Regions from separate parts of the Homo sapiens genome. Here region 2 is linked to region 1. The links are chromatin contacts, found by Hi-C or POLR2A ChIA-PET in ENCODE. All regions are on one chromosome and are shown on one strand. Each heading gives the region's core, a stretch centred on a gene start or an enhancer-like site at or near the end of the contact. The rest is flanking DNA. Distances are from core to core; before and after follow the strand shown.

Region 1 (6,637 bases), core at 2,402-4,901:
TCATTGACAATGCCCCTGGTCACCTAAGAGCGCTGATGGAGATGTACATGAAGATTGATGTTTTCATGCCTGCTAATACAGCACTTATTCTACAGCCCTTGGATCGAGGAGTAATTTTGACTTCTAAGTCCTATAAGAAATACATTTCGCAAGGCTATGGCTGCCATAAATAGTGATTCCTCTGATGGATCTGGGCAAAGTACATCGAAAACCTTCTGAAAAGGATTCATCGTTCTGGATGCCATGAAGAACATTCATGATTCATGGAAGAAGGTCAAAATGTCAACATTAACAGGAGTTTGGAAGAAGTAGATTCCAACCCTCATAGAAGATGTTCATGAAGGAAGTAACTGCAGATGTGGTAGAAATACTAAGAGAACTAGAATTAGAAGTGGAGCCTGAAGATGTGACTGAATTTCTTCAACCTCATGATAAAACTTGAACAGATGAGGAGTTGCTTCTTATGGATGAGCAAAGAAAGTGGTTTCCTGAGATGGAATCTATTCGTGGTGAGGATGCTATGAACATTGTTGACAACAAATGATTTAGAATATTCCATAAACTTAGTAGATAAAATAGCAGCAGGATTTGAGAGAATTGATTCCAGTTTTGAAAGAAGTTCTACTGTGGGCAAAATGCTATCAAACAGCATCACATGCTACAGAGAAATCTTTCATGAAAGGAAGAGTCAATTGACATGGCAGACTTCATTGTCTTGTTTTAAGAAGTTGCCACAGCCACCCCAACCTTCAGCAACCACCACCCTGATCAGTCAGCAGTCATGAACATCAAAACAAGACCCCCCCGCCACCCCAGCAAAAAGGGTGCAGCTTGACTAGTGGAAGGCTCAGATGATCGTTAGCGATTTTTAGCAATAAAGTATTTTTAATTAAGATATGTATTTTTTATACATAATGCTCTCGCACACTTATACGGTATAGTGTAACCATAACTGTTATGTACACTGGGGGACCAAAAAAGTCCACATGACTCACTTTAACGTGATGGACTGGAACCAAACCCTCAGCATTGCTGACGTATGCTTTTATGTCATCTCCTTGTTTAAGAAACTTCAGAGTCTCCTCTATTGCCTTCTGGAATAATCATTTGCTACATGTCAGCAGGGCTATCCCAGGAGAAGGTCTTTGTGTATCAGAGTTAGGCAAGCAGACGCTGAACGGTTCATGGTAGGGAAACTGTAGAAGAAATTCATCTGAATTTGAGGTTGAAGTACTTTTCCAAGCTCAGTTCTATTTCTGTGATGCCTCAGTGTGGCTACCCATCATCACCTTATCTTTAAGTTATGTATTTGTCTCCAGGCAAACTGATGATTCTCCAAATATGTCCCATGCTGTCTCACCTTTTATTTGTACCTTTGGCTTGCTCTTCTGAGAATAACAGAGTGACTCCTTCCATCTTTCAGAAGCCCATCTCTTCAGGTTCAGCTCAAATACCATGTCTTCTATAAAACCTTTTGTTTTCTGTTTTACTTCTCTGGATTCCCTTAGCACAATTTGTGACTCTTATACAAATTATATTGCTTATTTGTAAATTGTTAAGCTTGATAAGCAAAGAATTTATCTTTTTTTCTATTCCCAGTGACCTATAAGAGACTTTGTACCATAATACTCTGTTCTTGTTTGAATAATTTTTTTTCAGTTATAAATACATCAAAAGGTACTTTACAATGTAAGGTATTAAAAGACTTACAGATTTCCTGAATCCCTGCCTTGGAGAAGTTTGTGTTCTTAACACCGACCACAGGCCTAGGAGCTGTCCATCACTGGCCTGTTATTCTCCCATCTGACGGGCTACCCAATCAAAAATGGGAAGATTCTCTTACAGAAAATTCTCTGGCATTGTTATTTTTTTAAAACAGTTTGGATATTAAACAAATGCTTGAAGTTAAGTGGTATTTAAGGATATAACATTTTTCTCTACAGAGATTTTCCATGTAATTATATTTGTTGCAAAGGAATTTTTATTGGTTATAGGATGAGGAAGGCAATGGTAATTTTATGTTGGAACTACATTTTGCTTTCTTAGTTCTCAAAAGTCTATTTTTAGGCCATTTTAGGCCTTTTTTGGTAGTCCATTTAAAAATAAATTGATAAAAGAAACCCTCACAAAGGTTCAGTATTAGATGTGCTTATACCTTCATTAACTCACATAAGTCTTATAATGCCTTAGACATCTCGTAATTGCTTATTGAGACTTTCTCTTTACAGAACTTTATTGAAAAGGTTCTTTCCATCTCTTCACTCTCACTCCCACCCCCCCGTATGAATTCTTTTTAGTTGGTAATAGGGCTTTTTAAGGAAGATCATATACCAGTGTTAGAGGATTTATGGACATTTGCCTTCAGAACTGCATGAGGCTGTCATTACTAACCTTGTGTGCTTTTTCACAGATCCCTGACATCTATGAGACAGCTTTGTTCATCTCAGGAACCTTTCAAAAATACATGCTGGTGAAGTTTGTTATATAGGGTGGTTTTTGTTTGTTTTGTCTAACTGGAAACAAACTATTAAAGCAAAGTCTTTTTTTTTAACCTTAAAACTGCAGTGATGAAGGACCAGCCAGCATTGTTATACGTACATCCTGTCATCAGCACAGTGTAAAAGCTTATTTCACATGGACTTCTCTTAGGTCTGTCTGGAAGCAAATTATTTGCTGATTGTAGCGCCATCCTATTCTGTACTCAAAGCTACCTATTTTAGGACTTTGAGCTATCTGAGTAAGTAGACTCTCTAAGCTAATACAAACATTATCCATTTACCTTAAGTAAATTTTTAGTGTTTTAATTATCTTTATTTAAAAAATAAACACCTGAAATTGACATCTGTAGGTTCAGAATATGACTTAACAAAGGATTTGTTAAATAATTTCACCTCTTTTGGTAATTCCCAATCAGTAATGTTGATATGACTGGCTATAAATAGATTGAGTCTGCTGTGATCTACCTTCATTTTTAGAAGAATGTACAAGTTTTATGTTCCACCAGTGGTTTTCTAACGTCAGTACAGATTCATCTGTAGAATTAGGTCATGTCCTTTGAGCCAAAGATCTGTAAAGAACAAAACAGGAAACTTGTCAAATTCTTCCGTATTTTGAGCTAAAGTGGTTAGATTTTTTTATATAAGAGAATATTATAACCTCTTCAGTCCCTTTTGAGGAAAAGAGTTAAATTTTTGTCAGAAATTCTGGTTTAGATGTTCTCTGGTTTAAGAATCAGATATTATTTGCTTTCTATTCCTACTTCCTAACACAGTTGCACGTGGTATAGTCGTAAGATGGGCCGTGGCATGATAGGCCAGATGACATCATCACAGGTGGTGTGGAAGGATGTGACAGGCACAGTGAGGAGTTCCTTATGTGGTGATAGGCGGACCCCTGAATGCCTACAGGGCCCCATCCCAAGATAATAACATAGAAAGTAGTTAGCCTGCGATTGGGAACTCCTCTTAACTGGTGGACTTACCAGATGGGATGATCTGTACTGACCTGAAGTGGACGTTTGGTGTCTGCTGGAAGGAATTAGGTGGCCCATAAGAGCTGCGACCACTCACAGTATGTTTTGAGCTTTCATAGACCCTTTGTACATGTTTGGTAGAAAGCCAAACGGAAAGCAGCTTTAATTAAATATGTTACCATTTTCATTAATTCTTAAACCTAGCCCTCCTTCGAGGCCTGATGTAGTTACGATGGAGACAGACAGACGTCGTGGTGCCATTGCTCATCTCTGCCACGCCACAGTTGCTGTTCTCATGGTCTGTGCAGTGAGAACTCTTCCTCTTGGGCCATGTCTTAGCTGCTTACTAGGAAACCAGTGAACTGAGTCAGGTCTAACCATGTCATCCAAACAAGCGCTTGCCCTGCTTACTGCATTTTTTTGTTGTCAGAAGTAGGGGTTTATTTCTTACTGGTCCCAGTTCCCCAAGGATGTCATATGAGGAGCAAGAATACAACATAAAAAAAAAATAACAAAACCAGAAACTACTATTTTTGTGGTCAGCAGTTGCTAATTAGCATTATTACTGTCTTTAAAAACAATTAGTAAAGTAACCTTTTATTTTATTGTTACAGAAGCAGTACATATGCATTGTAGAAAATTCAGACTAGAAAAAGAAAAGTATCCCATTTCCACAATCACTACTCTTTACACTAGGTGTCTTATTTTCTCTCTGTGAACGTGGGTATACACACAAACATACAGATATAAATTGTATATAAATGGTAATGGTTTACCACCAGTTGGTAATCCTTGCCAGAATCAGAAATGTTATTCCTTCCACGCTTAGCTGGTTTCATCTAGAAAGCAGCACTTTCCTGTATCAGCTGGAGCTAGTTAATTATGTCGAATTCCAATTTGGAATTCAGGATAGATGGCTAATTCCACCTCTCCTTAATTGCCATGTTTCAAAGTAAGAAGTTATTTTATAGCTACTACAAATAGTGACCAATGAAGAAAGCATTCCTGTCTTTTTTTCTGACAGTAGCATGGATGTATGGATTTACATTGATTTCATAATGTGTTTTGTTTTTTTTTTCTTTGTGCTTAAAGTTATCACCTTTTGGAAGCCCATTCAAGCTGAGTCTTCTACCTCATTAATATTTGAAACCTCTCTTGCTCTTAAATAGTGCTAAGTCTTTCATCTCTGTCAGTACTGTATCAGCTTAATCTTTCTCTTCATTATGGGTCATATTTTCCTTGCTTCTTTTCATGTCTGATAAATTATGAGTGGATGTCAGACATTGCAATTTTCACCTTGCTATATGCTGGATATTTTTGCATTCCCATAAACATTTTTGAGCCTTGTTCTGGGATGCACCTAAGTTACTTTGAAATAATCTGATTATTTCAGGTTTTATTTTTAAGCCCAGAGCAACATTTAGCTTAGGGATATTTTTGCCCCTTTCCTGAAACAAATCCTTTGTAGTATTGTACCCGATGCCCCGTGAATCATGAAGTTTTCCATCTAGGCTGGTGGGAATAGCCCTGTGTGAGGGGTTGCACTCTTGATTCACTCTTGATTCTTCCGTGTGTGTCTTTCCCTGACCTTGGGTAGACCCCTCACGTGATGGGCTGATCAGTGCAGATCTGCAGTGTCCTCTGCAGTCTCCAGAGCTCTCTCTCTGCGTCTCTGTCTTCCCCAGACTCTGTATCCTCCCACCACAGAGACCGCCGAGCTTTGTGTGGGTTTTCCATGCCTGCTCCGTGTCCTGGAGAGTCTCTCCACGCAGTGAATGGGCACTTGTGGGCTTACTCTGTCTGTCTCCCGTATCTCAGGATCACTTCTTCACTGTCTGGTGTCCAGTGATTTGAACACGGTTTCCTATATTTCATCATATTTTTTGTTTTCATTGGGAGCATAAACTGGGTCCCTGTTACTCCATCTTTGTTGTCTGCTTTGCGTATTAACTGATTTTCAACTCCAAGTTTATTTTCATCTCTCAGGTGAGAATAATACCACCGCTTATTTCACAGGAGAGTTGCGCCTGAAAAGGATGCTGTCGTCCACTATATAAATGTTTGTAGTACTGACTTCCCTACAGGACAGTTGTGGAACCGGGATTTGAAGCCTGGAAGCTGGGCTCCAGAATGGTCCTCTTAACACATCTGCTGCAGTTTACCCATCAATTGGCTTCTTGGAAGCGCATCAGTCAGTTACCTCTTCTCACAAGATGCTGTATTGTAGGCCAGTTAGACCCTAAGAGCACACACCGGGAGACATTGTGTTCACAGACCAGCTGGGCTGTTGTGTCATTCACAGCTGCGATTGGTAGGACTCACTGTGGCTCTGTGGTTAGCTTCAAGTTGACCAGGTGGCTTTGCTGATTTTGTCTGGACTCTCTCACATACATGTCTAATGCCTCTGAAAGCAAAAGGTTCAGAATATTAACATTTTTTTTAACTTGGCTATTTCTGTTTTTTCCTCTGGAGTTTGTTTCTCTGGCTGTATGACTTGCATGATACTTAATCCATTCTTTCTGTGCTGCTTATAGTTATTTTTAGGGTTTCATTAATACTGTATCATGATGCCAAACAACAGACTTTAGAAAATATAATGCATTGAAGATAACCCATTGCTACACAGTTGGGGCTTTTTGCATGTAATGTTTGTGAGTGAGTGGCATGCTAGAGTTTTCTGGAGAATTTGGTCCTGCCATGAATGTGCTGGTTTTAGTTAAAAACTTTGACCTGCTTTTTCACTCTTGTTCACTGGGCACCTTTTTTATTTTAAGGTGGATATTTTGGCTCAGATTGGTTGTGTCGAAAGTCTCAGCCAGTCACCACCTTCTTCTCCTTCTCCTTCTCCTTCTTCCATATATAAGGTAAATTTCAAACTTGAACACAAGAGGAAATAAACATTTAATAAACCCTAAAAGTCATCTTTTTTTCCCAAGTGAAGTGATTATGTCAGGTAAAGTATCTTACAGGAGCTCTTCTTGGGGCATGGTGATGTGGGATGTGGAATATGTAGGAACTGGGAAGATCGTGAGGATTTACACCGTGGAGGCCTCTTAGAGGAGGCTTGATTACTGAATTCATCCCACGGGCAGTGAGATCTAATGAAAGGTCTTTAACTCTGTGGTTGACTGTGAGGAGGAGTGTGGTACCACGGAGAGAGGGAAA
Region 2 (6,231 bases), core at 268-2,767, 160 kb after region 1:
CTCTTGGATTTCATTTTGGTCTTACCTTGACCTTCGTGCTGCCTCAGATGTAGCCTGACCCGCCATGGGATGACTGTGCCTTGGTCTGTCAGGGGCCAGGAGCAGTGGACCACGAGGTCTCAGCTTTTTGGCAGCTGTTTCACCCTCTTAAATTCCTAACATTTGTGCTGCACCAAAGCCTCCATGGTTTCTTCTTTTTGTTTCTTGTTTTGTTTTGTTTTTGAGACGAAGTCTTGCTCTGTCACCCAGGCTGGAGTGCAATGGCACGACCTCGGCTCACTGCAACCTCCACTTCCTGGGTTCAAGAGATTCTCCTGCCTCAGCCTCACAAGTAGCTGGGGTTACAGGCACCCACCACCATGCCTGGCTAATTTTTTTTGTATTTTTAGTAGAGACAGGGTTTCATCACGTTGACCAGGCTGGTTTTGAACTTCTGACCTCAAGTGATCTGCCCGCTTCGGCCTCCCAAAGTGCTAGGATTACAGGCGTGAGCCATCGCGCCCGGCCTCCATGGTTTCTTCAAAACAAGCTTCAGAAGGCTTTAGTGTTCCTTAATCTTATTAAGGATTTGCTAACCTTTGGGCCTAATACCTGTGTTTAGCCTCTAAACACCACTCATCATCAAAGAGAGATGAAGTCATCTTCACAGGGGGCCGGGAGGGCAGCGGGAAGTGGTGGTCTACCGTCACCGGCTTCAACTGTCACTATCAAGCCTAAGGCTGCTTCTAGTTATTTTTCTCCACTTTGAACTTTTTCTCTTCCTTCTTCACTTAGGTTAGATGAAAAGTGCAAAGATTTTGGGGTGAGTAGCTTGCGTATTAAGCTGCAATGCTGTCCCTCCTTGACAGCTGCCGTTGGAAACCCAGGAGCCCAGCAGGATGGGGCAGGGTTGAGCAGAGGGTGGTGGATGAGGATTTGTCTGCATGTTTTCCTGGGTAATGGTACCTTCAGTACTTCCTGACTCCATTTCTAGCAGCCGTGTACCTTTAATAAATTTCATTTTTACGTGTAAATGGGCTGTGCAGTTTATAAATAGCCACATTGAAATTTTACCCTTAAAGCAAATTGCTCCCTGGTCTAGCTAGTTCGAGAATCTATTTATGATCTGTGTCTGTGGTTGACAACGTTGCTCCCCTGGTCATTGTAGAAGCTTCCCCCCACCATATGCTGTATAGACACGTGCCTTGCCAAGGTGAGTTCAGTCTGTCTTTTGAAGTTTCCTGCAACTGAACCAAACGGAGGAGGATGCCGAGTAGAGCAGACCCCTCTTGCCCTGCCTTCACCTCTTTCCTGCCAGAAACCATTCGCCAAGTTTGTGGAGTCGTGGCGCTGGATGGGCTTGTGTGTTTGTACCTTCCTTTTTTCCAAAAAGGACATGAGATGGCTTGTAGTATAACAGTTTCAAAAATAAGTGAAGAGGTCTGGATGAAGGGCAAGAGTCGAATTGGTGCCCACGATGCATGCCGTGGGTCTTGTGTGCGTGGGAAGGAACCTGACGCTTGTTCCAAGCTTCCCCGCAGCCACCACAGAAAGAACCACAGTCACAGCCAGTTTATGACAGTGACTCAGAGCACGAGCTTTGAAGCGACGCAGACCTGGGCTCAAATTCAAACTCTGGCTCCCCTGCTTTGTAACCATGTGTGTTTGAGAGGCTCTTATCTGTGCCAAGCCTTAGTTTACTTTTCTGTAAAATGGGGCTAACAATATCTACCTTATAGGGTTCTAGAGAGGATTAAAGAGCGTAATATAAGAATTTGGCTGGGCATGGGGGCTCATGCCTGTAATTCCAGCAATTTGGGAGGCCAAGGTGGACAGATCACTTGAGGTCAGGAGTTTAAGACAAGCCTGGCCAACATGGTGAAATCCCATCCCCACTAAAAATGCAAAAATTAGCTAGGCATGGTGTCAGGTTCCTGTAATCCCAGTTATTCAGGAGGCTGAGGCAGGAGAATCACTTGAACCTGGGAGGCGGAGTTTGCAGTGAGCCAAGATTGTGCCACCACACTCTAGCCTGGTCAACAGAGTGCGACTCTGTCAAAAAAAAAAAAAAAAAAAAAAAAAAAAAAACACACAGTATCTAGAATCTAAAAAGTACTCAAAATGGCAGCTGCTATTGATACTAATAGAAACAAATGATAACACCCAGGAGATAAAACCAATGGTGGCATCCGGAGAAGCATGGCTCTTGGTGCCGTGAGCACTGAATGAGAGTTTCCTCCTGTCTTTGTGGGAACAGGGACACCGTGAGATGTAGTAACATGAAGACAGCTTCCTGGTCAGTCTTATCTCTCATCCCTCATAGACTCATCGTAAATCAGTAACCCCAGATGAAGCCATTTATTCATCCCAAACATTCACTGAGCGTCTGCCAGGTGTAGGGGGCACCAGGGATCAGATACAGTCCCTACCTTCAGGGAGCAGGGGGCAGGACAGGGCAGTGTTGTGTGGACAGAGCCGTGTTGGAGGAAGGGAGAGGCCCCGGGGGCAGCTCTCCCAGGCTGAGGGTGTGGGGTGGGCTGCCCAAGGGTCCAGACTGGGGAGGGGTGAGGAAGAAGCACTCAGGCAAGGAAGGCAGCCCTTGCAGAGGGAACAATGGGTGCAGGTGTTGTAACCCTTGGGTTCACAGTGATCAGGGAGCATCACTGGGTAGCTTCTTGAAGTCCTGGGCATGAAGGGAATGGGAGGAGAGATAGGAGAGGTGAGCAGGGCTGGGTCAAGGGCCTGTGGATGCTACACTGAGGAGTTTGCATCCCATACCAGCAGCTACTCAAGCAGTACTCCCCAACCTTGCTGCACAGAAGACTCTGCTGGGGAGCTTGAAAAATCCTGATACCCAGGTTGATACCATACACATTAAGTCACAATATCTGGGGCCGGGAGCCAGGCAGCTGTCCTTTTTGAAGACCCATGGGTGACTCCAGCATGCAGAAAAGTATGGGAACCACTCGGTGCTGTGCTGGCAAGCCAGTTTTATTGGGGTCAGACTGGGTGCAGGGAGCTTTGGTTTGTAGCATTTGTCCATTGCTGTGGTGTAAATTCTCCCATCGTGGCCACTTTCAACCTACGGCTCCACATCACTGAGCTCAGAGTTGGGACCAGCTGGGTGCACCGTCGGCTTGCAAGCCTGCAGGAGCTGGCTCCAGCACACACTGGACACTGCTAAAGGGCTGCAAGAGGTAGAGACACAATTAGACAGAAGTCTAGGCAGTGTTAGTTTGGAGGGGAAAGACACCAGATGGGAGGCCGTTGAGCTGAGATTTTTGGGTAACCTTAAGTCTGGTAGGAGTGGTGGGGTGCAGGGGAGAGGTGTGGAGGTGCTGTCTGCGATCCTTGGGCCTCTTGAGTGCTGATCGAGACTCTGCTGTGACTTCCACAGCCAGGAGTTCTCCAGACCCCGACTATCCTCATGGCTGTCTACCTAACCTCAGTCTCTGGTCTATAGGATTGAACTAATGACTTTAGGGGCCAGATAAGAGTAGCTGGCCCTTTGCCCAGAGGGGAGGAGGACGGGGTGGAGGAGAAGGGAAGCTACAAAATGCAGTGACAGTGGTGGACCCTGCCCTCAGCTGCAGCTCGTGCCTGTGGCTTCTGACACCCAGTGACCTCAGGACTAGGTGACACCAGAGAAGGTGGATGCTGGTCAGTGTTGGAGCAGGACAGAGGGGAGGAAGGATATGAGGCCCAAGGAACCCAGACAAAAGGGATGCACGGGGTGACGGAGGAAGGGTGAGCTCCGGAGAGAACATGAGGCCCAGCTCCCCTCCACTTTTGCCCAAGGCCTCACTGTGTTGCCTTTCCACCTGCCTAAAAGAAGCAGCTTAGGGTCATGACTCAGGGAGAGGCGGTTAGACAAGTCCAATAATACAACTTGTTTAGGGGATGGAGGGACCCAGCCTGAGGCCCTGAGCCCAGGGAAGCAGCTGTGGCAAGCTGAGCCTGGTCATGGTGTCCCTGAGGCTCTGCAGGTATGGACATGCCTCTGCTGGTATGCATGCAGCTCTGCAGGTGGGGACACGGCTCTGCAGGTGGGGACATGGCTCTGCAGGTATGCACGTGGCTCTGCAGGTGGGGACACGGCTCTGCAGGTGTCGACATGCCTCTGCTGGTATGCACGCAGCTCTGCAGGTGGGGACATGGCTCTGCAGGTATGCCTGCGGCTCTGCAGGTATGCATGTGGCTCTGCAGGTATGCATGCAGCTCTGCAGGTGGGGACATGCCTCTACCAGTATGCACGTGGCTCTGCAGGTGTGCACCCGGCTCTGCAGGTATGGACACAGCTCTGCAGGTGTGGACAGGGCTCTGCAGGTGTGCATGCAGCTCTACAGGTGTGGATGCACCTCTGCAGGTATGCACATGGCCCCTGGAGCTGTCTTCCCTGCTGTACCTTCTACCCCTTCATGGGCATTTGTAACCTAAGCCAAAAGGGAACATAACAAGTCCAGAAATAAGTCAAAACCAGAACCACTCAAACTTCAGCGTGTGTGCATAGGAATCTCCTGGAGGGCTTGTTAAAACACAGATTCCTGGCCCCACCCCTGGAGAGTCTGGCTCAGCAGATCTGGGGTAGGCCCAGGACTTCGCATTTCTAACAAGCACCCAGAGGAGGTCCAACGACCACACTTTGAGAATCACTGGTCTAGACTTAACAGATCCCTTCTGCCCATTCCCTGCTCTGGTCATTCACCCGGGGGTGGTGCTCCCGACTGACTTCTTAGTTCTCTGAGGTAGAAAGGTTTGTTGTCAGCAGTGATACTGGACTAGCCACTGCAGGGGATATTGACCATGCCTGTGACAGTTGGGCCCAGCCCTGTCCACACGGAATGCTTGTCTAAGTCCAGGATAAAAGACAAGCCTGAGGCCTCAGAAAAGATGTGCTGCAGCCCCTGTCCGGGCTGTGCCTTCTGCTGTGGGCAGCTGATTCCAGGGCATGCCGTCTGCTTGCCACATTCCCTGAGTCCTCACTGATGTGGTTGAGGGGACCCCATCAAAGGCAGGTGCCTCATTTCACTCTGCTTTGCTGCCTGTTCCCTGGACTCAAGGGCATAGTTTCTGTCAAATTAATTTGCGCTTGTGCAGGTTTGTTAGAAACTTTGAAGTGCTTCTGGGTCTTTCCATGGGGGTTCTGGTTAGGTGTCATCACCCAGGCCAGGGGATTCAGCGTCTCCCATCCCTTTCCCACCTTTCCATGACACCCAATGGCATGTTGACTCGGAGGGCGCTCAGTAACTGAGGAATGGACTGCTGACTGATAGTGCAGTTTATATGTTAACGGGGGAGCTATAGAGCCTGGGGATTGGAGCCTGCTAGGTCCAGTCATCTGTGCAACAGTTTCTACCTAATTAAAAGAAGAGGCTTTGGGTTATGACTCAGGGAGAGACAGTTAGACATGTCCAGTAATAGAACTTGTCACGACGGAGAGCCAGGCTCCTCAGCCCTGGCCTGCCAAGCTTGTATTCTCTTCTTACTGTGCTCCCATGGGGAATGATCCTATAAACAGCTGCTGCTCATTGCTGAAGCCAGGGGAGACTTCTTGTGATGACTGACAGACCACACAGAGCAGGTAGCCCCTCTCTTGGGTTTTAGCCCTGGTGACCTCTCATAGGGTGGCTGAGGGGTACACAGACCCGCTGACTTCCCTCAGGGTGCAGGATGGAGCAGGCCTCTCGGTAGTGCGACCATGAAAGTTTTCAAATTTTCTGAGATTTCCTCAGCCAGGTGTTGATGGCCATGGGGATAAAGGACAGAGGTAACACAGGCAGCAAAAAAATAAAAAAAAACCCCACAGGTTTGGGGTGAGCCTTTCTTAGGAGCTCCATTAGCCAACAGCCAAGATACCTCATTTTGCACTCACTTCACTTGTGACCAAAGTGTCTTAGGACCAAAAGGGATTTGGGACTTTGTTGAACTGTTTATATAAAAAAAACCTGGCTGGGCACAATGGCTCAAGCCTGTAATCTCAGTACTTTGAGAGGCCGAGGTGGGTGGATCACTTGAGCCCGGGAGTTCAAGACCAACGTGGGCAGCATGGCGAAACCCCATCTCTACAAAAAATACAAAAAAAAAAAAAAATAGCCAGGTGTTGTAGTGTACACTTGTAGTCCCGGCAACTTGGGAGGCTGAGGTGGGAGGATCATTTGAACCTGGGAGGTTGAGGCTGCAGTGAGCCGTGATTGCACCTCTGCACTCCAGCCTGGGCAACAGAGTAAGACCCTGTCTCAAAGAAAAAAAAAA

Evidence for each region. A loop is a pair of places that touch in the nucleus more often than their neighbours do. ChIA-PET counts read pairs that join two places held with the same protein, here RNA polymerase II (POLR2A). Pooled maps may share reads with other maps.
Region 2: a loop to region 1 is called in a pooled map, with 2.2 times the contacts of the local background. The contact joins two enhancer-like sites. A Hi-C loop is called at or near these places in 5 of 50 pooled maps. POLR2A ChIA-PET finds 5 or more read pairs at or near these places in 7 of 52 experiments (A673, CD4-positive, alpha-beta T cell, Caco-2 and 4 more).

The regions. Positions count from the first base shown.
Region 1 is chr6:157,882,325-157,888,961 of GRCh38, forward strand. All of the region lies in intron 4 of SNX9 (sorting nexin 9), which reads left to right. SNX9-AS1 (SNX9 antisense RNA 1) reads right to left here. Exons shown (of 2, transcript NR_183542.1): 2 at 2,790-3,067. Among named protein-coding and RNA genes, the nearest start is that of SNX9-AS1, 7.2 kb to the right of the region's middle. Within about 2 kb of position 3,652, at least 4 of the 41 ENCODE cell types and tissues checked have a DNase peak (open chromatin) inside an H3K27ac peak, as active enhancers do.
Region 2 is chr6:158,045,739-158,051,969 of GRCh38, forward strand. The region is part of intron 5 of SYNJ2 (synaptojanin 2); the gene reads left to right. Among named protein-coding and RNA genes, the nearest start is that of SYNJ2-IT1, 48 kb to the left of the region's middle. RefSeq lists an enhancer at 3,728-4,342. Within about 2 kb of position 1,518, at least 5 of the 41 ENCODE cell types and tissues checked have a DNase peak (open chromatin) inside an H3K27ac peak, as active enhancers do.